Regions from separate parts of the Homo sapiens genome. Here region 1 is linked to region 2. Evidence: chromatin loops called from intact Hi-C (ENCODE). Cell type or tissue: mammary epithelial cell. All regions are shown on one strand. Each heading gives the region's core, and the rest is flanking DNA. Links, peaks and the distances in the headings are about the cores only. Region 1 overlaps NRXN1 (neurexin 1). Region 2 overlaps NRXN1 (neurexin 1).

Region 1 (16,794 bases), core at 6,622-11,621, 100 kb before region 2:
CAAAAAAGACAGCAGTTACTGTCTATAATACATCTTAGGCTCATACTCTAGAGGATACTAAAGATTCAAGTTTCTATTCCTGCAATATACTTAAGAACTGTGTCCTTTCAGAATCAAGCTCTTTGAAAAACATTAAGAGCTCATTAGTAATCCATGTCAGGTATGGCTGCTCAGCTTGCAAACAGAGTTTACTTCAGTAGAGTATACATTACGTTTCAATGGTCAGTGCAGGTTTGAGGTCAACATTTAATAAACTTTTCATCTCAGGGAGTTGGCTGCTGGGGTTTTAGAATCCTACCTCTCTCACAGGACCTGCCAAGATAGCCTGTTCCGGAACAATCACAGACATATCTGTTCCACCCATCCCTGCACATGCCATTGTTTTTGCAAGGGTTGCTAAGGCACGGTTTTGCTGTTTCCTTTGAGCAGGAAGGCTTCACTCCAGCAGTACTTTGAACTTCAGCCATTTGCCGGATATCTTTGCTTTGGCCATCGATGAACAAATCCCTGATGCAGCCCACGTAGCCATAGTTGAGCAGAGCAGTCCACACCTCGGTGGGGAAGACAAGGCCAGCTTTATTTTCTGGCAGCCCCCCCAGGTACAACTCATCATCCAGGTCCAGAATCTCACTCTCACCAGGAGCAGTGTAGGGAGTACGCAACGTGTTGACAGAAATGGTACCTATTTCAAAGAGAGGAGAATGCACAGGTCTTTAAAAAGCACCAACGTGTTATAATTATCTTTCTCTCTTTCGTCTGCTTGATGGTTAACTCCTTGGAGGCAGACAATTATTATTATTCTTTCTGTCCTCACTTTTTGGTATTTCCTAGAGAAATTAAGATATCTGTGGTATTAAGAAACTTTAGAAATAAAACAGACTAAATGGTTCCATTTGAACTCGAGAATGGAAACCTAAGTGTACAGCCAACAAATAGTGTTTGAGAGCCTCAAACAGTTCAGTCAATGCATGTATACATACATTAAAAATAAAGAAACTGTAATTCTGTATCAGTCTCTAGAAGAAAGTCAGATTCCCCTGGGTTAGTGCTTGTTTTCAAAGCCAATATTCAATTGCAATCCAAAGAAAGATTTCATGTTCCTATTTTAACTGACTTGATTACTTTGATTGAGCACAATAGTTTCACAGATTACCTATGTCAAAACCTGACTTCATCACTCCTAGCTGTATAAACCTATTGATTAACTTACATAGTTTTGTTTCCCTTACTCATAATATGCGCATAATAATATTACCTACCTTATAGAGTTGCTCTTAGTGTTAAACAAAATAATACTAGTAATGTACATGGTTTATAATAATCACTGTATAAATGTTTGTGATTATATTTCAGTGAAAGAATCAAGTAAAACCAATTGCTTCCTTATTTGTAAACCAAGCTAGTTATTTATTTAAATTAACAAGGCTTTCTTTTTCTCACTCCAAATGTTAAGGAGAAAAATCTATTGGTTTATAAATACAAGGGCTCTAAGTCCTAAGTATGGAATAACCAGGTATTCATCTACATGGGATCATTTGAGGGTCACAGAAAAATATTAGTGGAATCTATGAAAAAAAAAGAAAGATATAAAGCATATTCCTGATCAAAACGTGCATACACACTGTCAGATTACCAAAATTCCACTGATACTTTATCTTCAGAAAGACCTTTGTACAAATGCAACCATGATACCTGAACAGAACACCACAAGGACCCACAACCACATTATCCCAGATTTATTTCTCAGCTCCAGATTATAAGAAAGGATAGGAAGAGTCTGATGAGAGAGAGAGGATGAGAAAAGGTCTGATAGCATGCTGGGGCATGGGTATAGAACCTCAGGTATTTAGGGAAGAGACACAAGAGAGACCTGGAGATGGGAGGTGTGATACAGAAGTAAGGACAAAAAGAAGAAGTGGAGGGTAGGTCAGGTGTGTGTAGGGAGACACATTTTAGTTGCTACACAGAATACCAAAAGCCCGCCCCAAGTGAAAACACATATCTAACTAAGGATGTAAGGCTGTGGGCCCTGATGTGCCCAGGAGTATTCCAAATCCCAGCAGAAGGGCCCCCTTCAATCTAGGCAGTCTAATGGGATCTGTCTTTGTCAGGGAGAAGGGCATGGAAGCCACTGACAAAGACTGCTCAGGTGGCCGAGTCATTAAGAGGATATTTGGCTCTCTAGACTTTCAGAGAAAGAAAAGGGAAAAGCTCCTAGGGGAGAAACACTCAAAGGCATTGCTATTTTGGCCTTCCAATGAGGGGAGCAAAATAGAGATTTCCTAGGGAAGCAGCTAAAAGAGAAAAGGACAAAGTATTCATTTTTACTGTTCACATTTGTACAAGTGTCTAGAAGAAAACTCTCATTTAGGAACATATGGGAACCATAAAATCCTATTTAGAAAAATATAAAGCATGGCATTTTGGGGAAATAAAATTTATAATATTGAAAGAGAATGGTGGCTCTTTTCTATTTCAAATGGAACGATCATTACACGCATTTTAAAGCATCATTTTTTATATAGCCCTATTCAAAATACCTAAGAAGCGAATAAACAGATGGTCCCTATCCTCTGCAGTAGCTAATGAAAGTTAGAATATGATGAGAAAGAGTGTCTTTTAATGACAAAAGGAAAGGTGGACACTTTAAAAAGCACATATTATCATGGAAAGCAAAGAGTTACATGCAATGAACAAAGTGCCATGTTCTTTTTTTTTTTCTTTCTGAGACAGAGTCTTACTCTGTCACACAAGCTGGAGTGCAGTGGCAGGATCTTGGCTCACTACAACCTCTGCCACCTGCTTTAAGCAACTCTCATGCCGCAGCCTCCCAAGTAGCTGGGATTACAGGTGTACGCCATCACAGCCAACTAATTTTTGTATTTTCAGTAGAGATGGAGTTTTGCAATGTTGGCCAGGTTGGTCTTGAATTCATGGCCTCAAGTGATCCACCCACCTTGGCCTCCCAAAGTGCTGGGATTACAGGCGTGAGCCACCACACCCAGCCAAAGTGACATGTTCTTAAATAAAAGAGAGAAGGATTCTACTCTATTTTCCAATTAGTTCAATAAGGCCTCCTAAAAGCCGTAGAATTTTTGAGGATTTGACGAAATGAATATCCACTATTGAGAAATTGAGAAGAAATGTTAGGAGACACGGAACTTAGCAAAGGAACAATGACAAATTATTCCAAGTGTGGTGATATATTCAAATATACATATATATAAACATATATGTATGTATGTATTCCCATATGCTCTTTTTATTCAGCTCAGATGGGGAAAAAAGCCCTGGGAAAGGCTGTACTGTCCTTGCTCAGGGTATCGTAATTCTGACACTAAGAGGACTCCTGGAGGACTCCTGAGTCGAGGAAATTCATTGGCTTCCACAACCCACTTTCTCCCTCTATTCCATGTAGTTTCCATACCTTGGTGCACTGTGTCTGCACTCACTCTAAGGGGCAAAACGGCTGCCAGGTGGTTTAGACAATCATTCATTACAGTTTGTCTGACAGTAAGGATGGAGTAACTGTGTCTCTTGATTTTTATTTATGGTGTGTTAGTGCTTGCTTTGAGCAAAGTATTGTAAGAGAGTTCAAATAAGTTATTTTAAGAATGTGCTTGATGATATGGACAGGGTAAGATTCTTACTACAAATTTATCATTAGACTTGAGTTTTCTGAACACGGTCATAGAGACCACAATTTTCAAATATCCCAGTGCACACTTAAACACACATCCACCCACCCACCCACACCCACACACACACTCTGAAACAAATGTTTAAAAGAAAAAAAAAATATTCAACTCTACAGCCTCTGAAGCACTTTGATATTTTCTCTCTCATCATATCATTTTATTAAAACAAATGCTGGACCATCAATGGATTTTAGCACCAGCTAAAATGTTGTAACCCATGGTACAAAAAAATAAATAAAAAACAAAAACAGATTTAAGGGTTACTATCATAAAGAGTAAGTTTCTCCCATAGTTCCCTATTGTCCCTTTGAGAGACAATTGTAGAGTTCTCATAGAAAGAACAAGCAGGCCAGGCGTGGTGGCTCATGCCTGTAATCCCAGCACTTTGGGAGACCAAGGCGGGTGGATCACCTGAGGTCAGGAGTTCGAGACCAGCCTGACCAACATGGAGAAACCCCATCTCTACTAAAAATACAAAATTAGCCGGGCACGGTGGTGCATGCCTGTAATCTCAGCTACTCGGGAGGCTGAGGCAGGAGAATCGCTTGAACCTGGGAGGCAGAGGTTGCGGTGAGCCGAGATCACGCCATTGCACTCCAGCCTGGGCAACCAGAGCAAAACTCCATCAGAAAGAAAGAAAGAGAGAGAGAGAGAGATAGAGAACAAGCAACAAAACATGAGACAGAAAGAAAAAGGGATATAATCCTACCTTTAATTCAAATTTAATCCAAGAAAGACTAGAACTTAAATTGAGCTCTGGATTCAAAGTTAAGGAGACACATCAGGCAAATGGATGGATCAGATATCAGTCATTGGAATATTATGCAAACAGACATCATAGGATGAAGAAAATAGGGCTGAAAATCAAGTACTACTTTATCTATATGCTTTGCTAATTCGTATGAACTTGTATTTTAGAAAATCTTTGTAAAAGAGATGGCAAATAATCAGAAAGTAAAGAATTTAGTTCAAGTGGGATGGAAACAATTATTTTTATATTTTGAAAATTCATGGAGTAAAAATGGTTAGAATTAATAATTAAATTTTATTACTGAGACAAATGCAAATAGAAGTTTATATTTTAGCCTAAACATGTGTCCTGAAATAGACACATTTCCAATAAGGGATTTGAATCCCAGACCTCCTTAATGACTTTTACTATGGATATGAATCAAAGAACATATTCACCTAGCAAAAGAGTCATCACAGAATCCGAATTAGTTTAAACCAATTTAACTCATAGATATGAGCATAGTGAAATTTAAATATTAAGGTTCCCGTGTGCTTATTTTATTAAAATTGAGTTATAAAATCAGTGGTTACAAAGAACACATCAAATTAATATTTAAACCTGGTTCATTGATAATTGAAGACAATTGAGTAGTTGCCAAACTCTATATATCAATGGAAAAGGAGAATTTTCAAAGGCTGAGGTACATAAATGTTATAAATACATTTTTAAGAGAAAACAAAAATCTAAATATATTAATGGGTCATCCCTCTATCTTTTTCCAGGAACCACAAATACTGACATGTTCTTTTTTAAATAGTTTGATTCCTTCATACATTCTACCCCTTCTACTGAATTTATATTTGCAGTTTCTGGTAAATTAACAAAATATTTTATGTAAACATTGTTACATTAAGGCTCCTAAAATTGGGGAAAAGTTCATATTTGAGAAATTATCTAGATCAGGGTTTCATGCTTCACTATTTAAGAATCTGAAGCACCCTGCTATGCTATTTTATTTTTTAAAGGAATGAGATCGCAACTAAAAATAAATTATTTGTGGACATACAACTTTTATAATTTTAATGTAGAAACGACATTACATTATATTCTTACATGTAAAGCTGTTTTTTCACGACACATGTAAGAGGTAAAATGAAGGTGATAAGCAGACAAGGTAATATTTAAGAATATTCATAAACAAGTAATAAATTTATGTTTCTTGTAAAACTGTATGCAAAGGTTCAAAAAACTTTTTAAAACAGCTCTTAGTTATAAAAGTGGAAATGAAATTTACAACGTAGTGAGGTAGTTTTTCATTACCTATTAGTTTCCATTAACTTTTCTATCCTATTTTTATTGTCTGTTCTACTTCCATAAGATTAGTTTACAGGGTGAGAAGAAACACAGAGTGAAGGTGAGATTTAAAATAAGTTAAGTTGATGTCAAGAGTTAAATTACTTCACAAGTTTAAATTACTAGGAAATGAGGAGTAGAAAATAGTGTGCTGTAATAGGGAACCCTTTTTCCTGGTGAGAAAATCCGATGTTCCAGCTCTTCAACTAACTAGCTAGCAAGTTTAGCCAAAGGATAGATCTGTTAGGCTTCAATGTGGCTCTTATGAAAAATAAAGAAATTCAGTAGATGGATTATTAAGATTCATTTTTGAATAAACAATCTTTAAATTACTGCTTAAATGAATTGTTTAAATTAATGTCAATTTTATCTATACTTAATTCTGCTCCACCTGTCCCTACACAAATGAATCAGATTTCACAAAGTTACAAATTTACTTGTCAAATTCCTAGTCTAATAACAAATTCAAACTTGATGAAATATGCACAACATAAGTAATAAAAACAGAATACAACATTGACAATAGGGTATAATGTAAAATGTAAAATATATAATTATCATAAAATAATTTTAAAAAAGAACCAACATATTAAGAGTGGGTATTTGGTGACAGTGTAATTATGAGTGTTATTTAAAAAATTTCTGTATCTTTTTTAAAACCAATGTTATCTATGAGGTTTTTAAAGAAATAAAATTAACTGTATTTGAAAACAAAACAAAAATACCATCTTAATATTCCACTCTCTGCTTATTACCATCTGTTTTCTGCTTACTTGATTCATCTGTGAGCTGGGAACTTCAGGAATTAAATCAATATATGAAAACAGAACTCTAATGACAAAAATTTAAAAGTTTAATAATGTCTGGTATTGGCAAGAATAAGGGGGAAAGGGCACTTCAATAACTGTAGATAAGAATGTAAATTGAAACAGCAGTTAGTAAACTAACCTGTCATTGTCTTTCAAAATTAAAATTACAATTAATCCAGCAATCCCAATTCTCACATTCAATCCTAGAGATATTCTGACCAATATACACAAAGATTTCATGTATGAAGGAATTATCTATAAACTAGTTTAAAACAGTGAAGGTTTAAAAAAGTAAAAATTCAAATGTTCTTCCATAGAGAAATGCCTAAATATCAGTATGTTCAAACTAAGGTATGTATGGTGTCACTACAAAGAATGGCACAGAAAAAGCTATCTTTAAGTTTTTTTGTTACACAGTAATTGGTAAACTATAATCTTGACTATAGAAAAAAGGCTGTATAAGTATTTTATGTGTGTGAACATATTTATAGATATATTGATGCCTAGAAGAAGAACTGGGAATTTTTCAACGCCAAATTATTTTAGTGGTTATCTATGGAGAACAGAGTAAATTGATGAGGGAATGTATGGTAAGGGGAAACGCTTCACTTAGCTAGTTTTTGAATTGCCTGAACGTGTTCACCAAAAGTATGTATTTATATATTAAATACATCATGCATTACAAAAATGCACATATATAAACACACATACACATTCACAGCAATGTATAGACACATATACATTTTAAACATGATCATACACAATGGAAGGTTGTAAATATCAATCAAATAACATTCTGCAGCAATTGAAATATTATTTTGCAGAAGTTCCACAGATTTCCACTCAGCATTCCACAGTAAGGGTCACTAGGTCCGCGTGTGGTCAGTAAACTGCCTATCTTCTTAGGGTGCTACTGATGCCATAGTCCAGAGTCTGCCCCTTAGCTAGGCAAGCCCAATGAAGAGATTTGGTAGATTTTCAGAGGGCGGTTTCATTTCCCAGGTTTGACTGATATTTACTAACTCCATAACAGCAATGTATAAAACAAGAATGCCAAGTTATTGATTTCCTCTGAGGAATTACCTATTACAGGACATGAAATACTTCCCATGTAGCTCTGCCAATATGGATGTCAATTATAATCAAATATTACTTATTCATTTATGATGAGAAATTTACTTGTTACAGGAATGTGAATACTCATATGCATTCCTCAGTATCTGTGGAAATTGGTTCCAGGATCTCCTGGAGACACCAAAATCTGTGGATACTTGAGTTCCTGATACAAAATGGCTTAGTATTTGCATATAACCTATGCACATCCTCCCATGTACTTTAAATCATCTCTAAACTACTTATATCTAATACAATGTAAATGCTACATAGTTATTATACTGCATTGTTTAAGAAACAATGACAAGAAAAAATGTCTGTATATATTCAGAGCAGACTCAATTTTTTTCCAATTATTTTCAATCCATAGTTGATTGAATCCACAGATGCAAAACCCACAAAAAATGGGGGGCCGGGCCGACTGTATACATAACTGGTCTATTTTCTCCCTCCACTCTAATCAGACTTACAATGGGAACTAAATCTTAATCAAAAGAGTGCATGGGGAACATGGATTCTGAACAAGAAGAATGCATGAGATAAGGAAATGTATAGTAATATTGGCCTGGGAAGGCTTGACACCCTTATCTCAGTTAAATGACCTGCCTCCATCTTTACAGTGGGGATGAAGTTGTCAAGTTCGCTAAGCAGTGTTCAGAAGATTACTGCTAATATTTGCCCCTGTGAGTTTCTTTTCTTTAGATATGTTAATACATTTAAGTTCTACAAGCCCAGGGGCCTAGCTCAGGTACTTCTGAAAAGCTCTGCTCTGAATCTTTGCTTATGATTCCATAATTCCCAGAAAATAAATTTTGCTACTTAGATGATCTTGAGCAAAAGAGTACATAACACCATATTAAACAGATAGCCTGAAAAATTATGTTTATACTCTAACTGCAACTATATAAAATATATATAATGTTAACAAAAACTGAAGGAAAATGTACAAATATAAAAAATACTTTGAGTGTGGAGAAACAATAAATGATTTTTTTCTATAAACTTCTTCAGAATAAATAAATATAAACATTTTAATAAAACTTAACATTACAATTTTAAGCAAAATTGACCCCATCTGGTCATATGATCAAAGAACTAGTAAATTATTGGTAAGGTATTTCGGTGTTTCCTCTGATGAATAGTGGTTTATGGGTGTGGATATGAAACAAAATATAAATGCACTTAAAATTACTTCAATGTATATAACAGGCTACTAGGCAGAGGCATGGGAGGAACATTTACAGTCAGAGGGCAAGTTCAAACAAGACCTAAGCAGAGAAATTGTCTAATGGTTGCTCAAGTAGAAATGTTTAAGTGTGGTGATTCATGAATGGTGTACACAGAAATCAGTGCTGGTAATAGATAGCTAGAAAGTGCTGTTCACATCAAACAGTGATTACTATAAACCTCTAATTATGTGCTCTTGAGAGAGCCTTGTACCTTTCCCACTGTAATATCTAGTTCTTAAACTGGAACTCTACGACTTCAATTCAAATCTCAATGGCTTCTTAGCTGTTAAATGTAGGCTTACCCATGAATAACCGCTGACACAATCAGCTGTACCCTGCTGTATACAAGCCAACTTTGACAAGAATAATGAGTTTTCTCTTTGATTTCAATGTGTAATGATGGTTTACAAAATAAATAAATAAATAAATAAAATAAGACTGGCAGTTTGCTATAAAAATACTTGAGAGGGTACTTTGACTGAGCCAGAGTTTAACACAAATTTAAACAATATTTGTGCCCCAAGAAAACAATCATTAACCTCATCCTAATTGTAGCTCCATTCACAGTTTAGCTAAATACCTGGGCAGCTGTTTTGTGTTGAGGGTGGGACCAGAGAAGAGGCAAAGGGGAAGTCTGGAAAGAGAGAGACTGGTTTAAAAACAACAACAACAACAAAAACGCTCAGCTGTAAGTCCTGCAAAAATTGCAAAGTAATGGGCCTCTTCAATCATATTTATTAAGTCCACTGACTTAGGGGTTTTGCCCTGTTAGTAGCTAAGTTATCCACAGAGGTTATTTACATTTTGCAGCACTGAAGTCATCCACTCTGATTCACTAAATCATGCCTGCACTTGGTATGGTTTCTCCTTTGCTAGCTTACTGCAGGATCTGGAAGTGCCATTTACGGCTCAGCCCACTTGGCTTTCCATGTCCCTGACCCTTTAGTGAGCAGGCAGTGGAAGAAAGCTGCACTGCACATAAAGAACAGCTATAGCCAAGCAGAATTAGTCAAACTGTGGAAATTAGAGTGAATTTTCCCCATGTCTCAGATTGGAAGAAGGAACATATGTTAGAAATAACCAGTTACAATCAGTTTTGCCAAAATGAGAAAGTTTTAGAAAATTACACATAAAGGTGTTATTTCTCATTGAATAAGGGGTTCATATACCCCTTTCAGTGAACTAAAGACCAAAGAACCAAAGGGAAGGCCACCAAAAAGATGGACATCCTAGGTTCTTGTCAAGAGCACACTTACTGTGGTTGCATATCCCAGTCCTCAGAAAGGAGTTACCACCTTCCTTCTTGATGGATTTTCCTGCTCCCTAAATGTCTGCAAAATGATATAGGGACCTCAAGACCAAGAAGGGACAGAAGTCCTGTTCTCATAAAAACTTGTCATTTTTGTACCAGGTTTACACATTCGCTAACAATTATTTAACTTTCTCAGTGGCTTATTTCAAACATCTGGGCTTGGAGGATGGTGTTGCATTCACAAGAGAACACCAGTTTTTATCCTATATCATATAAACTGCTTTCAGAAAGTAATGTAATTTAAATAAATGCTTACAGTTAAAAAAGTTGCATTTACAATTAAAAGAGTGCCATTATTCTCCAAATGTAAAAAATGATGCTGCTAATTTATTTTATTTTATTTTTTTTTAGAGTATCAGGGGTTGTTTGGCACTGTACTACTTACATGTTTTTAATCTTTAGTTTTTCTTATACCAAATATATACTGAACAACTGCTATACCCAGGAATGTACTAGAAACTGTGGATAAAAAAATAAATACAATTTTCTCTATCTGGGATGGAAATTATGAACCTTATAAAGTGGGTAATATTAAAATTAAATCATTTGTGTCCACCAAATATGATTTTAACCCTCTCTCTATCCAAAAATAACCACTACTTAGATTGGCAGCAAATTAATGACCATAATGGTCTCATTATATTTCTATTTACTTTAGTATGGCCAACAGCAGAAAGAATTGCTCTTAGGCGTGGGTTCCCTCTACTTTAATAACAGAGATAATAAGGCTTTTAAAATACTGAGCTAAGGAATATTCCAGGCAAATCAACAGATATGGCCTCATTATCTGTATGTCAGAAAGGAGCCCATGTTACCCTCTTGTCATAGCAGTACACTTTCTCCACATTATATGAAAAATAATATTCATATAGCCCCTGAATATAACTGATATAAAAAATGGGTAAAATAAATTATTTCATGAAATTTCCATGTTTCTTAGTTGTAAGTGACCTCTGAATCTTACTGTTTCACCAGCCAAATCAGAAATATCCTTTAAGTAAAATAAAAGCAAGTATAGCCATTCATTCAATTTTTAAAAGGCTACTCCATACCAAACCAATGCAGTGTGCAAATATGGAACTTAATTAAAATACTATATATAAAATATTAACAGCTGCTATTAAAATTACATTAAACACCCTTGAGCTAGGCTAACCTAATATGAGCTCTATTTTTTTTCAATTTAATAAAGGACAGAACTTGGCTTAGTGAATGAACTTTGGTTTTTATATTGTTTGTACCAATTCACTAATCTGAAATTTTAATCACATAAAAGTACTTTACCATCACAACAGCACCAAGCATAGTAATCTGATCTTTCCACTGGATTCAAAGAAAAATCTCATGCTTCGTTTATTTTCTTTCTTAGATGCAAACAACACTTCCTTAGAACGTGTTTCTGTTCTTCCCATACAGAATTGAGCTTTGTAAATTAAAGTAGATATCATCTAATTTTGACCTTCTCCAATGAGGGTACAAATAGAGTAATTAATAAACTCTTGGTAATTTGGATGAATTAAAGAGCTTAAACAGAAAAAGTAGATTTTATTCTGCTTGAAGATTAAAGTATTTATCTGATAATTAATTAGATTGCATCAATACTTTCTCCTTATAATAAGAAACCTCATAAAATATTCAAAATAATTTTGTTCTCTGTGAGTATGTGTATATGTGCATGTGTGGCATGTATGTACATATGCATATATATACATACATATACACATATACATGTAGAGAGAGACATGCACACATATATAGACACACACACAATTTACATAGAAGAAAGACTGGAAAGAAATACCCAAAAATATAAATCATTATTTTCAAATGAATAATGAATACTTTCCTTTTTCTTTTATATTATTTTGTATTTACTAGTATTTTGAATTAATCGTGTATTACATTCATATAGTTAGAAAATTCCTCATTTCTAAGTGAATGAAAAGCAATTGATTTGATGTTTGGTGTTTTTTTTCTCCTCTGAACTTTCAGAAGATAACCGTCTAATCTGATATGGGTTGTTTTGTGTTGTTTTGTTGTTTTGAGACAAGGTCTTGCTCTGTTGCCCAGGCTGGAGTGCAATGGTATGATCACGGCTCACTGCAGCCTGGAACTCTTGGGCTCAAGTGATCCTAAGTGTGGGGATTACAGGTGTGAACCACTATTTTTGGCATGTTTTGTTTTAAAGTGCTATAAAATCTGACTTAAAATATCTCTTCTTGAAAGTAATTTTCAAAATTTTATTCTAGATCTATCTTAAGTCAAATTATAACATCCACAAGCTAATATTTCAAAGCACTACATAAGCCCATGCCCACGCCACTTCAAAATTCTTCTGCTTGAAAGTTCATATGTACCAAATTAACTGCTATCTCTGGCAGAGATAGGCTGGAGGAAGTCAGAGGGGAACACTCTATTATTATTGTTATATTTTTGCATTCCCATCAATGAACTCTTCTCAGCTTATTTTTATTTTTATTTTTTATTTTTTTTTATTTTTGAGACAGTCTCACTCTATCTCCCAGGCTGGAGTGCCGCGGCCCGATCTCGGCTCACTGCAAAATCCGCCTCCCAGCTTCATGCCATTCTCCTGCCTCAGCCTCCCGAGTGGCTGGGACTACAGGCACCGCCACCACGCCCGACTAATTTTTTTGTATTTTTAGTAGAGACGGGGTTTCACCATGTTAGCCAGGATGGTCTGGATCTCCTGACCTCGTGATCTGCCTGCCTTGGCCTCCCAAAGTGCTGGGATTACGGGCGTGAGCCACCGCGCCCAGCCTCTTCTCAGCTTAAATCAGAAAGAAGAGGAGGAGGAAGAGGAAGAGGAAGAGGAAGAGGAAGAGGAAGAGGAAGAAGAAGAAGAAGAAGAAGAAGAGGAGGAGGAGGAGGAGGAGGAGGAGGAGGGAGGGGGAGGGGGAGGGGGAGGGGGAGGAAGAAAAAATGGTAATTCAATTCCTTGTAGACTTCTTTAGGAAAGTGAGAATATTTAGGGAGACAAAGTTTCCAGAGAGGAATGAATCAGAAACACAGTCTCCAATATATCTGGGAATCAGAGTAATGGGTTCTGACCTTCCTTCTCTCCACACTCACTCCCAACTCCTTCTCAATTTCCATATATTCTATTTCTTTATTTTGTTAGGTAAAAAACATATTTCCAAACAGGCAAACACAATCTTCTTGATCTATAAACAGCAGAATAAAAAAGGAAGGATAAGAGGGAAGTAGAAAATAGTTCAGCTGGGAGTTAACAAGTACTGAGGGAGCCCATGCAAGGAGGGTATGAGCAAGAGAGTTCAGCCCCAGGTCTTCAACAGGGCCCTTCTGAAAGACCATGGTTATCACAGATTACTGAGTCTAAAAGAAGCACTCAGCTTAGTTGGTTGGGGGTGGGTGAAGTAAAGAAGGAGAGTAGATAGGTCTAAATTTAGTTATCTTCTATTATAAGATCATTTGATTTATGTATGAGTAGGACAATCAGAGCATGGGAGCCCGGGGTGAAGGGAATTAAATAAATGTAGTTGTATACTTAAAACAGATTTCTCTCTCCTTATCTCTCCCTGTCTGTCTGCCTCTTTCTCCCTCTCTTCTCTCTCTCTCTCTTCCTCCCTCCTTCCCTCTCTTTCTCAGGATTCCTACAAATGTCATCTCTGCTTCCTGGATGATTATTTCCCCTCAAAGCTCATATTAGTCAACATCCTAAGCCCCCTAAAACACTCCCAAATTTCAGTGTAAATGTGATTTCTTCGGAGAAACTTTACCTGCCACCTTTACCCCTCCTCTCTTAGAGAAATAAAATGCAGCAACAGGAAGCAGAATGTTTGCTGGTGGAATTCCAAATACCTTTCATCAGAAAGGGAAGCAGTTTGGAAGGGCAGCAGAGCTTTGCCACTGTCCTTGAAATGCTACTGTATTGATTAAAGTGTTTTTAATGCCATAGACTCATCCTAAAGTGTGACGTGCCAAACTAAGGATTTTATGTTTGGATCATTCTAATTTTTTTTTCATATTTTATATTTGCCACTTCGGGTACCTCCAAACATCCAATAACATAAGAGAAAACTGGGAATAGAAAAACTTTGAATTTTTTCACTTGCAAATTCAAGACAAAATTTTCTGCAAGATTTGGCACTTGATTACCCAATAAAAGTTCATTTAAGAAGCTATTTTAGAAGACATTTGAGCATTTGGGGTTTGATGCCCAACTATGATAATTAATTAGCTCTTTCTTTCATGGTGTGAAACAGAAGCAATATCAGGCAATTTCTTTTAGGCTAAAGAAACAAATGCAGGAAGTCTTTAATATGTCTTGGTTTTCACTTTTAGGAATGGCATGGGTGGGTGGGGTGCTCCAGCAGATAAACAGCATAGAAAAATGATAAGATTACCTGACCGTCCGTCTCTCTGGAAGTCCACATGATACCATTCTCCATCATTCACTTTCTTCAACAGGGCTTTTATTTTTATAGTACCTGACCCCATGTCCAGGAGGAGGTAGAGGTGGCCATCTAGCATCTCAATAGCAAAGAAGTCCACCTTTATCATCTGTGGGTGCTTGGCATCTTTCTGATGTCTTGGCTTGCCATGGCTAAATAAGATGAGGCCATTTGGCTCTGTTGTACGGAAATCAAATGATATGGAGCCAGTTTTCTTTGCATTCCATTTAGGCAAAGAGATGAAAGACTCTGGGGTTTCAAAGGTGATTGGGTCTAAAGTTGCAACATTCTCACATTTAAATGCCACCACTCCATGGATCTTCATCTTAGGATCTCCTTGCTTGGCAAGTCGAGATAATTCCAGCCTCACATCATTATTTTTATATACAACCTGTGGGCAGAGGATAGCAGTGAGAAACTAGCCTCCATATTTTAATATCTGAAACTTGTGAACAGCTCATGTAACTTTCAACGACATCATAAAAAGGCACACGATATTTAGTTAATTTTGTTGTATAAAGGCAACATTTCTCAGGCAAATAAAATTCAAGTGTCAATTCATAGAACAATAACCATAACAACTTAACTTGATTCAAATAATGTGTGTGCAGATGCACCCGCGCATGTGCATATACACACAAACTGCTTGTATTTAACTCAAATAATTTAAAAATCTGCATATATCTTTAATTTCATGTCTACATTACCATGCTAAGACTTGAACTTATAAAAGCTACTTGTTTCATAGTTGTCTATGATATTTTTAAAATTAAATATAAGCACTGAGGTTATTCAGTTTTCCCATCATTAAAGCATTTGAAATTGGATACCATTATATACCAGTCCCCTAAAATATTGGATCTCTTCTATTATCTATATATCTGCTGTGGATATTGACTTTGCAAGACAGTCACAACAAGTTAAAGCACAAAACAGCCTGACATTTCTCAGAAAAAAAATATATAACTAAGATACAGAAGATCCCTGACCTGCATCAATACCTTTGAATACTGTTAAGTAATGTGGCACTGCCACATGTAGAATATGGTGCTTCCCCTCAATTTATTCAACCTGTGTTACTGGTGATCCATTTCACTTTTAATTTACACAAATGCTGCGCAAGGGTTGTCTTGTACTCTCATTTTCCAAGGCACTTCAGTGAAAGAGGCTAGGCACTTCTGAGTGCTTACTGATGGTCCTAAGGCTTTTTGGATTCCAATTAACACATTTGATAATTCACTGACAGGGTTCACGGTATCATACATTTGCTATCCCTTCACGCTAATAAATTCAAAGGTATTTTGACATAAGGATAAAGAGAGAAGGACACCTTTTCTCTACAAAATGCATACAGTGGATAATCACATTTCTAAAATACATAGACCATACTTACTTGAGGGTGAATTAGTTATCTAGGTCCACATAGCTGTCTAGGCTCTTTCAAGAAGGGACTCTATAGATTTCAAAGCTCCCAACATTGCTAGACTCTAGATTTATTTATCCACATGTAAAAATGTACATATATATATATGTATATGTATACACACATGTATGTTTTGTTTTTCATTTTTCAGGAATGGCATGGGTGTTTTATATAATATATGTAACAGGAAAAATAAGACAGCCTGTATCTGATTAGCGCTATGAAGTCAACCAAGACAACGCAGCAGTTATTCCAAACCCATGGCCAACTGAACCAAGAGATGGCTGATGAGTTTCCTGATAGGATTTGTTAATGAATACTTTATTTTTCAGAGTAATTAAGAGTACATGCTCTGGTATTGGACTTCCTGAGTTCAAATTCTGGCTCCAGCATTACCGAACTGGGAAATCTCTGTAAGCCTGTTTCACTCCCTGAAAGGAAAATAATACTTCACATAATGGTTATAACAATTAAATAAGAAAATACACATAAGTGGGAAAATCTACATAAAGGCATTCATTCCAATGCCAATCACATTGTAAGATTTCAATAAATATTAACTACGTAAAATACATGATAATAAAAATCAATGCTTTATCATCTAATAGACACAGATTTTAATTCTAAATTTATCCATAGGAAAACATTTAGAAATAAAGCCCACACATATAATTGGTTTTTATACATGATT
Region 2 (16,794 bases), core at 7,793-12,792:
TTTGCAGTTTCTTTTCATATGTATTATTATAAAATTCTTTGACTCAAATGTTCGAATATTCCTACTTAAAAACAGATAATGGATTTTATTTTGATAGAATTCCCACAATAGGAATAGACTCTATATCATTTTGTAATAAAAATTACATTAAATACACATCACAATCTTGACGAGAAGTTAATTATTAGCAAATGCTAACAATTACCAGGCATCTCAGGCTAAGGTGATGTGAGAAAATGTCTAGTATTCATAAGTTGTCAAATTAACATCAAAGCAATATCAACTAAAGAGCATTAAAAAATAGCAATGCCTTGGCCCCAGACCCCACCTCAATGTTCTCTTTTAATTATCACCATAAGACTTGGGCACTGGGAGTTTTAGAAGCTTCTCAGGTGATTCTAATATGTGGAAATGGTAAAAACGCAGAGTTTAGAGAGATATGACCTAGGCATTCAATGTGTAATATCTGTGGCTCTATAACTGTATAAACTTTGTGTAATAATATCACAAAACCTTATGGTTCTTTAAACTAAAATTATACTTTAGATATGATCTATGTATAATATTGCCTTAAATTTGCATACTGCTTATGTAACTTATCAGGAAACTGGCATATTTTCTCTTATAAAGGAGAAACACTTAAATGCATTTCTTCCTCCCCTTTCCCAATTAATATATGCTTAGATGTTACATTATCAGACTGACCTTTGTAAGCATCTGATTTTAACTCTCAAGCTTTCTTTGTAAGGGCCAATATTTATGTAAAACCACACAAATGAATATGCAATCCCAGAAGAATAAATAACTATGCCAATATTACATACTGCCTTTGCAAAGGAAATATCATCTGAGAGTAATATAGGATTGTATCTTGCGACTGACTTAGACAATCACATTTGCCCAGATACAGAGAAATCCCTAATTAGCTAAATTCAGTTGTTTTCAATTTTTTCTAAATTTATGATCGTAGCCTATCTCTAAAACTCATTGTACAAATATATATGCTTTAAGTATTTCTGGTGAAACCTTATGTAACCATTCAAAGAAGGCAACTGTCGATATTATATTCTAAAGAGAAGGTCATGGAAGAAAGTCTTGGGATAAAATAAGTAGATAAAGAAATAAAGACAAAGAACAAGAGCTAGTCCTGAAACAGTTTAAGAGAAAAGTAGACACTCCATCCATCAGTAGCTTTTCCTGGATAGGCTCATCTTTCTTTAACAAGTTGACACATTTGCAAACTGCAGGCTGAAATTTTAAACGTCTAAGCTGCTTTTCCTTCTTCTAATAGAAAAGGTACAAAAAATGGTTTTTGCTTCCTTTACTGCTGTGCCTTAATAAACATTTGGCTCAAGGTTTTAACCAAGCCAAATGTTGACTAAAAGCCTCCTCATAAAAGGCTTTAATACATTTTTGCTTGTGTTTTCTTTACATGTATTTCAATTTGATGACAAATAATTTCTTCCCCATTTCCCTCATTTGCTGCTGCATGTTGGACTAATTAAAAAGCAGGCTCTTTGGAAGCTGGAATGAGAGAAAATGGAAGAGTGGGCAGGTGGGTCAAGATTGAATGTCCCTGGCTCTGGCAATACATAGGATTCTCTTCAGTGAAACATTCTCCATCTAGCTCAGATTCAAGGAAGGCACCGAAGAAGCCCTTCAGCCTTTCCTACTTCAGGTCAGAGTTCTTTTTATATTTGGCATACAACCGAGAGACATCAGAATTCTATACAAAATGGAAAGTTTTATTCTTCCCAGCAATTCCACTGCATTCTGTGGCCTCTTGGTGCTGTGGGCAGCCTTAGCAGATTTGAGGCATCTCTTAGGGCAAAGCGGTTTTGAGGTATTCTTGGCGACTGGGAAGAATAATTTAACTTCTCTTGGAATAATATCACATTCAGCAGAAAAGATCTGCTGTGCTCAAGGTCATAAATCTTGGCTCTGTGAATATTCAGTTATTCAGCAGAACAGCCACTCCAAGCCTTCAGAGCACTTTTGGATGCTGCTGCAGGTGTTTCCTGTAGAGAACTCCCTGACATCCACTGAGTTCTTGCATCTGCCTTTACCCTTCTTGATGCTGTCCATTCTGCTCTCTGAACAAACATATTCTCTTACACTTATGCACATGTATGAAATCCTAGAGATTTCCCTGAATCAACATATGCATATAGATATATGATGGACAGAATAAAGTATCAAGGGATAAAATATATTTTTAATTTTGTATTTCACTTGAAAATTGTAAGGACCATTTTATAATGTATTGCTTGCAAAATAAGTCATGGAAGCCCTGAAAAATTAATCAATTCACTAATCAAAGAAACATATATTAAAGACCTACTATGCATGAGGCACCATGCTAATTGCTTTGAAGAAGACAAAGTTGAATTAGACAGGGATCCAGTTTACAAGATATTTACAATGCAAAGGGGGATACAAGACATATAAAAGGCTATGGAACTTAAAAAGAAGAAAAAACAATTCTAAAGTATTGAGATACATTTCATTACAAGGCAAATCTTAGATAACATCTTGAAAGAGGACACATTTAAAATTTAGGAGATTTGAGGAAAAGATCCTCCAGAGTATGATATAAAAATGAGTGAAGGTTTTGAGGTGAGAAATAAAATTAATGAAATTTGACTCGATCTAAGGTGACATCATGAAGAATAATGGCAAATGAAGTTAATAAGTTTGTTTCAGGCCAGCTTGTAAAAAGTCCTTGAAAAAAGAAAAAGGAATTCCTTATATTTTTATTAGAATATCCATCTTAAAGTGAATGGTGAATTATTGATTGGCATGGATTTAGGGACAATTGCATGTCATCTTTTTCTGTTATTAGTATTACTGTTTTGAAGAATGCAATCTACCAAAATTGAAGGTAATAGTTTCAATGTAAAAATATGCAGAGTTAAGCGTTTGGAAAGCACTATTCAGGTTTAGTATATAGGAGGAAATAGGGATGGGAATGGTCTATTACTAGACATTTTTATTCTTCCTACTTATCAAATAGACCAATATGTGTGGAGGAAAAGCCTTCTTCTAAAAAGGGTTTGTTTTACACTACCTGTCAAAGAGGATATTGGTTCACTCAAGGAAACTAAGTTATATTCTATTTAACTGTGAGATATATTCCAATAAATTGCAGTAAACATAATCTTAAAATATTATAAAGAGGCCTCAGATTGTTTAAAAATACTATATTGAATATATGAGAAATAAAAGCTCAAGATATTCTTTAAAGTATATCCTATGTAAATGCCAATTTTTCTTTACAGAATAAATCTAACTACAAATGCATACAGGGCCTAAATATATTTTTATCTTGATTTTGTTCCTTTTCTTGTGTTTAAGAGCCCTGACTCCAGAATCACAAGAGACAAACTGCCACTTCATCACTTATTAGCGCTGTTTGTGTGGGCAGGCTATTTAAACATTCCAATCCTTTATTTTCTCCTCAATAAATTGTAAAAAAAAGTAATGTTTACTCAGAGGTTAATGAGTTGACACTTATAAAATTATTAGCATGGAGCCTGGCCTCAGATATCATTCTCTTCTGTATACAATTTTTATGTGTTTGTTCTTTAAACTTATAAATCAGTTCCATCAGACTTTTTACTTCATGGCAAGCTGCTTTTATTTCTAATTAAGAAAACATTCCTGACTCCAAAATTTATAAAGACTTTTTCTCTCTTTTCTTCAAGTATTTCTATAACATTGTAATGCATTTAGTGTTTATCCATATGAACGGTATGATATTGGAATCTAATTTTACTTTTCCACATGTATAATCAGTTCTTCCGATACTGTTAAGTATTGTATCCTTTATGTAATTATTAAATATCATATATAACAGATAAAAAACTCTGTATGTACTTACATCGATTTCTAGACTCCATTTTCTCTAAACATCCCTTGTCTGTTTCTGTGCCAGAACTAGACTGTTTTAATTATAGTTGTTTCATAGTACCTTTTGGTATCATGCTGGTAACTTCCCTAAACTGTTACTTTTCTCAAAAAATTTAGGCTTTTATAAACATTTAGCTTGCATATCAATTTTACAGTTTGTCAAGTCCCTAACCTCCTCCCCAAATTGAGACTGTGAATTGAATTGCCCTCAGTCTATAATTTAAAGTTTGAATCATCCTATTCAGAGGCACAAAGTTGTTGGTTTTTTTTGTTTGTTTGTTTTTTACTTATTTTGGTTGTGCTTTGTACCCTTCCCTAAAGTGTTATTATTTTCTTTATGTAAATCTTACATAAAACCAGTATTTTTTAACGTTCAGGTAAGATTTTTATATTCCTAGGATCTTCATGTGGAAAAAAAAAACTTAATGATTTAAACAGCTATATTAACTTGATATATGTAATTATTTGAGAGAAAATCTAGTCAATAACTTTTGCCTTCCCACTCCAGACTTCTACCCTGATTATGTTAGGTAACTGAATTGGAAAGAAAAATATTTATTCTTTATATTATTTTTTCTGATCTGAAAAAGATAGCTTGTTTCCACCAGATACATTCATATTAATAGCCATCAAGCTATACTACTTTCAAATTATATTTATGACAATAAATGATTCCTACAAATTTTAGAGAAGACTATCAAAAGCAAAAGAAATAAATACAAAAATTAACTGGGAACAAATAAGCAACCCCTGGAGGATTCATCTCTATGACCCTACAGTCCGAAACTAAAGAATAATACATCCTGATGGACGGCTATGGAATGAAATAAAATTCTCTATTACCAGTTCACTAGAAGAATTTTTTTCCCCCAGGTTTGATCTCTTTATTTAGTTTATCCTCCAGGTTAAAAGAAAATTATTCACTATTACTCACCAATAACTCAGTAAATAAAAATTTTGCAAATTCAGCCATTTCAACATGCCAGGGAATATCTAAAGGTGTATATATACAAATATTTATATATAAATTTTGCATATGTATATAAAAGAAATATATATATAATATATATGAATATAAACATTCAGGTAGGATATTTATATTTATATATAAGGATATATAAATAAAAAATGTATTTATATTTCTTTTTCAAATGCACAGCTCTTATATACATATTTCTTTTTCAAAAGCATGGCTACATAAATTTCTTCATTTTGATGTTCTGCTTCTCTTCAGTTTGATCTTGCATATCACAGTGCATTTATAAAATCTGGAAAGCCATCTAAAGAATTTCAAACTTTCTGAATACAAAATGTCTTTTTCCACCAGACAAGAGTCACCCCAGTCACTAAACAAATTGACCAATTTCAGAGTATTTCCTGCTTCTACTTGTTACTGATGCAGCATCTGGCTGGAACAGAGTGCGACTGGATGCAGAAAAGTTCATGATTGCTTGATTGACTGATTTTGATGTTGAAAATCATGTAAAATTCATATATATTCAAAATGTGATTCAAAATAGATATCCAAAGACACATCCCAGAAAATCAGTGTTTTTCTATAAGCTACATTAAAAGTTTTTCTAAATCTTCATTTCTAAGAAAAAATAAATAATACAAGAATGTATATAAATAAGAATGCTACCTCTGGAATTAATAGCACCTGCATCTGTCTACCTCTTTAGCAGGCTTTAGTTTTCTTTCTATAAATACTCGTCATCACATAAACTATAACGTATTTATTTATTTCTACATCTCCCATGAAAACGTGAGCTCCATGAAGGCAGGGACTTTTGTTGTTATGGTAGTCGTCATGGTGATTGTTTACCACTGCATCCCAGGGACTGGGAGAGTGCCTGTCATGTACTAAGCATTCAACAGATATCTGTTGAATTAATTATTCATAATTACTTAATTCACAATTTTAACATGAGCATAAGAACTAAGATCAGACCAAATAAGCCTTTTCAAAATATTAATGAAATTTTATATTATTATTATCTACTACCCTTTTAAACTTTACTGTGCTTAAAAGAAAAAATCCAGCTTGATTACAGAGCTCAAAGAATGCTATTGCCTGAATGTAAGATCGAGAATAGCTTTTCTTTACATGATTCCCAGTCTAAGGAGAGAAAGCAGATAGTAAATCACACATTAAACAAATCATTCAATTACATTCGTTTAAAGTGCTGCTACCTAGGAAGGAAACTGAAATGTGCCTTGAGAACAGATACTCAACTGGCATGCTGGAAGGGCTTCCCTAGAAAGGGATGGTTTGGTTTCTAGGACTTGAAGAATAAGGTCTAAATCAGGTAGAAAAGGCAGGGAACATTCCAGGCATCCACAAAGATATATAGAGAGGCTGAGTCCAGGAAGATCTTGACAAACTCTAGAAACTGTGAGACTGGTAATATACTATTAGGTTGGTGCAAAAGTAATTGCAGTTTTTGCCATTTCTTTTGCACCAACCTAATAGAAAAGAATCAGTACAAAACAAAAGGCCGCTATTCTGGTGTCAGATTTTCTTCTCACACTGAAGCCAGCTGGAGTCCTTAGAACTTTCCTGAACTTTTCTGCATCCAGCAGCACTCTGTTCCAGGCAGATGCTGCATCAGTAACAAGTGGAAGCAGGAAATACTCTGAAATTGGTCAATTTGTTTAGTGACTGGGGTGACTCTTGCCTGGTGGAAAAAGACATTTTGTATTCAGAAAGTTTAAAATTCTTTAGATAGCTTTCCAAATTTTACAAATGCACTGTGATATGCAAGATGAAACTGAGGAGAACCAGCTCTTTGGCTGCAGATCTGAGATCTTTCTATGGGAGGACAAAAAGGAGCTAAATCACATTAATCTATTTTCCACACTAGTGACATGAACTAGGTTCAATTATTCAACTACGGAAAAGTCCCCTTTTTATGATTCCTCAAACGGTGTAATTTTTCCTGCCTCTGTACTTTCATGTTGTCTTTTTTTTTTTTTTTTTTTTTCTCTCTGAGCTGTTCCACTAGGCACATATTTCTAGAATCAGCTGAAGTTCCACCATGATTCTCTGTTTGGACTATCCTTCCTCTGAACTCCTCCAATATTTTATGCCCATTACTATACAACTCTTGATTGCATCTGAGTCCCTTGAGGAGACAGGGAGGAACAGGACAGGAGACAGGGAGGAAGAAGGACAGACTATGCCTGTGAATACAGAGTATTTTCCTACAGAGAATATTTCTAATGAAGATGTAAAAGATCCACTCAAAACTCAAGCATTATATTGTTTGAGAGGGCAATTTTTTTTTTTTCAATTTAGGTGGTCTGTTTTATGGTTTCTTCTATGGAATATCTGTGCAACAGGAGATCCTCTTGAATAATTACCCGCTGAACAAACTGTATCTCTCAAACACATCTCAATTTTAGACTTGTTGTTTAGGTCATTCCCTGGAGAGTGTCTTGAAGAAGAAAAAAAGCGGAAACTTACAGATAGTAGGCCCAGGGAAAATATAAATTATTTTATATCCACTTTTGAGGGCCTCATATTTTCTTGGCTTAGGTACTCAGGAGACAGATATAAGGCATAAAATCTTTAACATTATTAAAACCAATTCAGAAAAATCCCTTAACCTTCCAACACTAAAGCAGATAGAGAACATGAAAACTATCTATGGAACTGAAAATCAGTGATCAATACATCTATGAAAAATGTTACTATTTTATAAGACATCCAAAGAAATACACAGGAAAACAAAATAGAAATAGCTTACAACATTCGACACTGCTTGTGTATAATCACACAAGCACGTGGTATCCTAACTAGTGGAAATGCAAAGTAGCGCATACTATGGGGAATATAAATTGGCAACTCATATAAAGACCCAAAGAAAAGCTTTACTCTTGTCCTCATAATTCCACTTCCAAGTAATACAGCTTAGGAAGAAAGTCAGGGACAAGAACAAAAATTTGTATACCAGGATGTTCATTACAGCCTTAAAATTCAGGAAAGTTTGTAAATAATTAAAATATTACACTATTCAAAAACAAGCAATTTATGACACAACATTAGGATGGAAAATTTGTAGTCAGTAAAAATCATCTTTTCACATTCTAATGACAGAAGAAGAAAAATACTCCTTACATTAAGCTAAGCAAAATAAATGTAGGGCATACAAATTATACTATAAATTGTACTGTACATGTGTGTATATACATATATACACACATACAAATAAAGGAAACAGACCAAAATGATATCATGTATTTATTTCCTTTAAACCTTTGTGTACTTTCCCAATTCTCTACAATGAATATTTTTATGACCAAGAAAAAGTTAATAATATTAAATAATTAATTTAGACTCATTTCATTATATGCATGAATTATTCCACATAAATAGCTCCTTGTTACAATCAAGCCAAAGAACTGTCAAACCATATTGGGATCTACAGAGACTCAATCGCCAACAACGACATAAGGCAAAACCTCCCACAGAGACCCTCTTCTCTTTCACATAACACTGTATTTTTTAACAATGTTTAACAGTTGGAAATGCTGAGAAGCCACAGATGAGATCATTAGGAGAAAGTATTTTCCATCATGCTTTTGTCAGGGAAAATCCCTTAGTAGTTCTATTTCTGAGTTATATTTTTAGCCAGGCTGACAAAATTTAAAGCAAAGTATATAAAATGTGTATTTGCAAGCATCTTTCTCTACCAAATGGAATTCACTTTAACTATCACACTGATAAAGATCATTTATCATAGGCTTGTCTTCTGCATGACCCTGTATTTGGAGGGTGTGAGAGACTACAAGACAGAAGTGGTCAGGACCTCAAAAGATGGCACGTGAGCCGCTGCTTCAAAAAATTAACCAGACATACCAGAAAAATATGATGATGTTTATGGTCTGATAGGCATCTCTGTGATCTGTAATTTATGTATCCTATCTCTGTGCAACCAATGGATTTAATGGGTCAGCAAGCTTCAGGAAAACCCTAAATGGATTTGGGTTCAGCAAACAGCCGGTCATCACTTCTACCCCATGCTTCTACCCCACTTCTACCCACCGTGCTGAACTGCGAAGCCAAGGACTTGCTTAAACTATCAAATCCAGTTTCCTCATAGAACTTTTGGCCCTTCTATTTGTAGGTCCATCTTTGCCTTTGGTTGCTGACATCACATTCCCAGGGACTGTTTTCTCTTGTATAAACATATATCCATGTAAATCCTTAAAATTCATGGCCTTTGGGTTTTTCCTTGTCAGTCAATCTGAATGTCCCCTTCCTCAGATCCTAATAGCTCTGAGCTGGATTAGGTTTTCCCTGATTTGCCCAGCAGTGAATTCAGCTTAATTTAAAATCCACTCTGCCTGAGAGTTTCTATTTTTACTTTATGAACCCATAGGACTGATGAACAATAGTTAGAATTGTATTCAAATTTTGGATAGTTTGAATTATGTATTAGTTGGGAGGTTCTTCTTTCAAGGAAAAGAATACAAAATTAGGTACAAGCATGTATACACACATACACACATACACACACACACACACACACACACACACACACACACAAAGAAATCACAAGTATTTACTGAATACGCCAGAGCTGTTTTCTCTGAGATTTCTTTAGGCAGTTATCTATAGACATTGTCATAGAAATGCTTCCAGATTACAGTGTGGCTTCCTCTCCTTGTGGAGAAAACTCTGTAGCTCCCAAAACTTCACTAGGGGAGGTGCAAATGAGAAACCCTAGATTTTAAGGTGAAGAGAATCAAACTTACATTTTCCATTTGCAGAAATGTGTTCATTAGCTTAGTGAGATTGGTTGGTTTTGCTTCTTATTGTCTGTTACCCCCTCTTTGCTTGAGGGTGGATGTCTGTTTCTGACAATGATTTTTGTGACCCTGAAGCCATGTAAAATGGAACTAGTAATACCTACTGTATCACTTGATTGTTGAGAAGATTAAGTGAAATCGGAGTGAAATGGATTAATATATCATTGTCTGAAAATTGTTACACTAGAAGGCAACTCCTTAGAGCAAGGGAATTTTGTTGACAAACTAGCACTCTTGCTGGGACATGATACAGAGTTCAATGATTAGGGGCTGATTTGCTTGAGGAATGTGAATGAATCATAGATGCTATAATTGCCCTTGTTCTGTCCCTAAATGAAGAAAAACGAAGCAGCTGTGGTCATCTACATTCTCACTGTCTAATAGCCACAAGTGGTCTAAATCCAGACTAAAATACAGGGGACTCTGGTTGCATTTATATTTATCCCCCAGCTGTTTCTGTCTCCCTATTTTACCAATTCCAATTCAAAATGCTCTTAGCCCTGAAGAATCTGAACTGCCTCAGTTGTGCACTGTCCTCTGGGTTTGCAGATGCCATAGAAATGTCTGTTCTGATAATAATGTACTGAGGGCATCATGCTTATTTAACCTCTGGTGAGGTAGTTAGGAAAATGCTTCTGATACTGGGTAAGATCCTGAATAGGAGGCCCATGCTTTGTGATGCCAGACCTCTTGCTTTTTACTGCCTTTATATACATGATAAAACATGATTTCAGTCAGAGCAAGTGGTATATGACTCCTGACATTGTGTGATAACACAGCACATTGTTTCTGTGGAGAAGTCAACACAGTTCTGGAAGGATGACTCGCTTTCCGGTTTTATGCTCTCTTCCCCTGAATCCTCATAAGAAGCTGCTCTGAAGTTTAAACATCGAATAAAAATGCTTCCAAACAATTAATGCGACAGCAAACACACCAATAAACCTATCGGCAGCAGCCTCAGTATTTTACCTCAGTCTTTAATGTCAGCTTGCTTTTTTATTCCAGAGGTCAGAAAAACAAATGCTCTGTGAGCTCATTACGTGCATGCCTAAACAAGCAGAAAAGTAGGTGCTTTTCCAAATGCCAGACAATGAAATCTAGATTTTTCTCTTTGTACTTCACTGTAATTCGGGTGATAGAATACTTGCTAATACAAGCTATTAAAACAAACCAACAAACAGAAATCAGTCTCTCATAGCCTATTTTAAAACTCCCTCCCTGTGTTCTTAACTGTTGACTTTTAAACCAAAAATGCCAGTCAAGAAGTACAAAGTGATCTTTAGCACTGTCTAGCTTAAAATGTTGATAGTTAATATTTGAATATAAAAAAGTATAAAAATAAATAATAGACAACTCATTTTAGCTAACACTTTGGAATTAACTTTGAGTAGTAGAAAACTACACAATATAAACCTGTTTTTCAGTGGTTTCTGCTATCAAGTGAATTGATGGATTATAGTAACCTTTGTTACCTGGCACTCAGAATACTACTTTTAAGCACAGGTTCTTTTAATAAGAAACTAATTGATATCCATAATGTGACCCAAATAAATTGTAAGGTCCTTGAAATTAAGTTCTGGAAAAAATAAGCAAATTCTTAGGCTTATTTTATTTTTTCTGTAATTCTTTAAAAATGAGTGATCTACATGTCATACATGTATATGGTAATTCTCTCCTGTATAGAATACCCTCTGGCCATCCTGAAAAATAAAATTAACTCTTGAGCTTTATGAGATTTTCTAAAGAAAAAGTATCTCTATAAAGAATGTTAGACTGGGCATGGTGGCTCACACCTGTAATCCCAGCACTTTGGGAGGCCGAGGCAAGAGGATCACTTAAGCTCAGGAGCTCAAGACCAGCCTGGGAAATATAGTGAGACCTCATCTCTACCAAAAATAACATAACATAACGTAACATGACATGACATGACATGACATGACATGACATGACATAACATGACATAACATAACATAACATAAAATACACTGGGAGGCTGAGGCAGGAGGGAGGATTGCTTGAGCAGAGGAGATGGAGGCTGCAGCGAGCTGTAAACATGCACTGCACTCCGGCCTGAATGACACAGTAAAACTCTATCTCAAAAAGAAAGAAAGAAAGAATGTTAACTTGCCGACACACATGCTCTCTTCCATTCTTTTTCCTCTCCTTACACCATCCCTTCTTTTTTCCATTACTCACAATGATGGGATTAGTACAGCTTGTACTGGGGCTTTGGAACTGTAATAAACAAGGAGCAATTTTCTGGTCCTAATTAACTCCTGTTAAAATAAGCACTGCACAACAATAGTCTACCCAGAGTTGCACTGAAAAAAACCACAACAATCCTAACACTCTATGAATAATGAACCCTATTTAAATGAGCAGGTTATTGTAGGGTCTTAATGAGCTGCTCTGTGGCCACAGGGCACATACTGCATCCCAGAGTAATGGAGCATTTTCCTGCAGACACTTGCAGGCTGGGCTAGCAGCAGAACAGCTTCTTCCCTGGTAAAACCAGAGAGGTAGCATCAAAGGTTTGTTATGTTTCCATTTTACTTTTTCACACACCTCTTCTGCAACTGACATCAGCCATCCCCATCCCTTTTTGAAATGTTGTCTTCCTTCTTTTACCTCCAGGCTTCTATATTCAAGCATCCTCCTCCTTTATATCTTTTCTGAAGTATAATTTACAGACCATAAAATTCACTTCGTTTAAGTATACAATTCAATGAGTTTTGGTAAATTTCCAGTGTTATGCAACCATCATTGCAATCTAATTTTACAACATTTTCATTGCACCAAAAAGAAACTTTGTGCCCATTCGTAGTCATTCCCTCTTCCCACCCCCAGGCCAACCTAAGCAAACACTAATCTTTTTGTCTGTATAGGTTTGCCTTTTTTGGACAATTAATAGGGAACCACATAATGTGTGGACTTTTAGCATAACGTTTCTGAGGCTCCATGTAGCATATAGCATGTGGAACACAATACTATTCCACTGTATAGATATACTACATTTTGCTTGCTCACTCATCAGTTGATGCACATCTGTGCTATTTCTACTTCTTGTTATTAAGAATGCTGCTGCTATGCTGTGAACATCTGTGAACGAATTTTTGTATAGACACATGTTTTCATTTCTCTTAGGTAGGTACCTATGAGTGGAACAGCTGAGTCATATGATAAATCTATGCTTAACAGTTTAAGAAACTGCCAAAAGCTTTTCCAGAGTTTTGCATTACTAGCAGCAATGTATGAAGGTTCCATTTATCCATATATTTACTAACACTGGTTATTGTTGATGTTTTCCATTATAGCCATCCTAGCTGGCGTGAAGTGTTATCTTGTGGTTTTAACCATTTCCCTATTGGCTAATGATGTTGAGCCTCTATCATTTGTGTCTGACTGTTGTTTCTGTTTTATTTTGTTTTCATTCCTCGTTTTAGTATTCCTTGACTTTTGTAATGTCCCCTTTTTCCTGTATACCTATTTCCTGATCCACATGGATCATGTTGACTCCCACTCATATGCAATTAACTACCATATCTTAATGAATGCTGCTCATGGCTCATTCTCAATCTATTTATCTCCATGAAGTTACTGATACCATATGTTAAAAGAAAAACTTTAGACAAACCAAATCTAGCAGAGTTTATTTGAGAAAATAAATGATTTATGAATAGGGCAGCAGTCTGGACCAAAAATGGTTCAGAATGCTCCACTCTACCACATGTGCAGTCTATATTCATGCCCATAGAAAAGGAAGTAACATACAGAAACAACCTGATTGGCTGCAGTCAATGTTTGCCTTATATAGTCGTATTTGGCAGCTTTCAGTCTCTTAATGGCTGGAGGTTTAGTTGCTGTGATTGATTGAGACTCAGTTACTTTTTACAAGAGTATATACTTCTAGTTTAGGTTATAGCTTGTAAATACACCAACTTAGGTTACAATTCACTATGTCTAGAGAAACTTTTAGGCAACTCTTAAATTATTTATGGAGGCAGTTTTGGCCAAACTTAATTCAATTTCATACATATTTCTACTTGGAAAAAAGGCAGGAAAATTGAATTTTTAATTTACACACAAATAATGAACAGAAGTTCAAATGTACCTTGATTTAATGCATAATATAATTGCGTGAAGTATTAGTATACCATAATCGTTCATAAATATATTGCTTTTACATAAGCATACTGACCACATGATCAGACTTGCCTGTTCTCTTACTGTCTTACGGACAGTGTAGGATTCACTAAGCTGCGGTCATTTCCTCTTTAGAACCTAGCTGTGATCATCTTCTCTGCCTGCCTCTTACTTTGTTTCCTTCATTTTCTTTTGTGACATAATGGCTGTAGCTGAAGCATACAGGTAGAATCTCACTATGCCCCCTACTTTCTTCTCTTTTGGCCTTTTCATCTTTTTTTTTTTTTTTTCTGGTTCTCCAAGTCCATTTATGCATTTATTCATTCTTTTTCTCTTTTTTTTTATACTTTAAGTTTTAGGGTACATGTGTACAACGTGCAGGTTTGTTACATATGTATACATGTGCCATGTTGGTGTGCTGCACCCATTAACTCGTCATTTAACATTAGGTATATCTCCTAATGCTATCCCTCCCCCCTCCCCCCACCCCACAACAGGCCCCAGTGTGATGTTCCCCTTCCTGTGTCCATGTGTTCTCATTGTTCAATTCCCACCTATGAGTGAGAACATGTGGTGTTTGGTTTTTTTGTCCTTGCCATAGTTTGCTGAGAATGATGGTTTCCAGCTTCATCCATGTCCCTACAAAGGACATGAAATCATCATTTTTTAGGGCTGCATAGTATTCCATGGTGTATATGTGCCACATTTTCTTAATCTAGTCTATCATTGTTGGACATTTGGCTTGGTTCCAAGTCTTTGCTATGGTGAGTAGTGCTGCAATAAACATATGTGTGCATGTGTCTTTATAGCAGCATGATTTATAATCCTTTGGGTACATACCCAGTAATGGGATGGCTGGGTCAAATGGTATTTCTAGTTCTAGATCCCTGAGGAATCGCCACACTGACTTCCACAATGGTTGAACTAGTTAACAGTCCCATCAACAGTGTAAAAGTGTTCCTATTTCTCCACATCCTCTCCAGCACCTGTTGTTTCTTGACTTTCTAATGATCACCATTCTAACTGGTGTGAGATGGTATCTCATTGTGTTTTTGATTTGCATTTCTCTGATGGCCAGTGATGATGAGCATTTTCTCATGTGTCTGTTGGCTGCATAAATGTCTTCTTTTGAGAAGTGTCTGTTCATATCCTTCAATCTAATCAGTAGCCAATATAGTGATTCCATTCAAAGGTTCAAACGATGCTTAAACCAAAATTATTATCCATTTCACACTCTCCAACCAAGTGAACAAGAGGAAAGAGGAGAACAAAGCAAGGAACAAAAGAATAAAAAAGGTCTAATTAATTTGCAACCTGGAGAAAACATGTCAGATCTTGATGTAAAATAGAAAAGTCTGGAAAATTGGGATTTTCCAATATGCAGTTATGTGGCCAATTTTAGAGATGCAATAAACTGAGTGTGATTAAATGGTAAATTGGACTGATCAGGTGAGCCATACTTTTCTTGTGAAAAGTAGCAAGCATGGAAAAAAAAAAGATACAGCTCTATTTCCCTTTACTTTTCCATCTGTATCTTTCATATTTTTCAAAATTAAAAAAAACACCAAACTATTTTTCAAGTATTAATAAAGAATCAGGAAGAACTTCATTTAAAACATTTTTGCCTGCCCTTCAAAAAACTCTTTCACTGTTTCAAGGCCATTGCTTCTGGAACCCAGATTTGTTCTAGCTTACAGCCTAGGAATAAGAATATATACTTTCCTGTCAGGATGGCTTTTGAGAAACTCTGAGAATAAAATCTGACCCAGTCCAATCTGACAAGGTTGCTGTGCTTGTTTGAATGTAAAATGATTCACAAAGTGAACCGAAAGTTTTTGTTAATTGTTAAAAAGCCTCAGCGCTGTGGCTTAGTTTAAGAGCTACATCTGGCATTTTGGTAGGAACAAACTACTTATGAATGAGGAATAGTTATATTTTTTGTGTTGTTGTTTTTATTTTTCTTTTGGGGGGGGAGGGAAGAAAGAGGACAGAAGAGAACTAGGACTTAGTATTTTGAAAACTGGGACATCATCACTGGCCTACCCACCACATAAACGTAACTAGTGTATATGATTTTAACTTTGTAATCGTGTACATTGACACTTCTTTTTGATATTCTAGATCTATACAAAGAAAAATACTCAAAGAGATGCAGGAAAATAAATAAGAAAAGAAATTCTCTGGCCAGCAATTATTTAGCAGTAAATTGACATATAAATGTGGTGTAATTAAACTCAAATCACTTTTAAACCTAATTACCGATACAAAGAAATGGGAAAGCATCGACCTCTAGGCTTCAGAAAGCTTAGGTAAAATCATTACAAATCTGTCAGTTGTACCATCAAAATAAATCTGGAATCTAAGCACTTCTTATCATTTTCATTGCTGCCACCCTGGTCTGAGTTACCCGCATTTTCTGGGACTTCTGAAATAACTTCCAAACTATTGTTCCTCAGACTTACCCCACCTCTCATACACCACTTCACCCCCTGCCCCCAAACACACAAAAGCAAAGTGATCTTTTTTAAACTTAAAGTCTAATCATGCCCCTTCTTGGCTCAAAACCCACCCATGAGAAATTAAATAGGCTTTTAAAGTTACGTATCAATTTTAAAAGTAACACTTATAATTCTATACTCTAAAGAGTACCTGAGTCTGTACTAGGACATTTGCTTCCAGAAGTCATGAAAGTGGTCTGAAGAAGTCACAAATAGGAGTTTATAAAGTTCTAGAAGTATCAAGTTTCTAGATTCTTTTCAGTTTTTGCTCTGTTTAAACATTCACACCAACTGAGGTCTGGGGGTGAAAGGGGAAGTTAATTTATCCCCTAAATAATATTTATTTTGTATACAAAAGAATGGTTAAATGTATTCAGTAGTCTAACCTGCTCTTCTTGGCTATTCATTCCTGAATGACAGGAATTCCGTT

The links. A loop is a pair of places that touch in the nucleus more often than their neighbours do. Peaks named below come from ENCODE experiments on the same cell type or tissue, not always from the same donor. Only the 100,000 strongest peaks of a DNase experiment are listed, where the experiment ranks them.
Region 1: it touches region 2 in a loop (4-fold over the local background); 1 of 110 quality-filtered maps calls a loop at or near these places.

Annotation. Positions count from the first base shown.
Region 1 is chr2:50,537,955-50,554,748 of GRCh38, forward strand. NRXN1 (neurexin 1) reads right to left here. Exons shown (of 23, transcript NM_001330078.2): 9 at 14,633-15,071; 10 at 299-682. Among named protein-coding and RNA genes, the nearest start is that of MIR8485, 150 kb to the right of the region's middle. In mammary epithelial cell, for the core only: no CTCF peak of the experiment used is centred there; DNase peaks (open chromatin) are centred at 8,987 and 9,787; H3K27ac peaks cover 1,957 bases.
Region 2 is chr2:50,639,837-50,656,630 of GRCh38, forward strand. The region is part of intron 5 of NRXN1 (neurexin 1); the gene reads right to left. Among named protein-coding and RNA genes, the nearest start is that of MIR8485, 48 kb to the right of the region's middle. In mammary epithelial cell, for the core only: no CTCF peak of the experiment used is centred there; a DNase peak (open chromatin) is centred at 10,525; H3K27ac peaks cover 2,070 bases.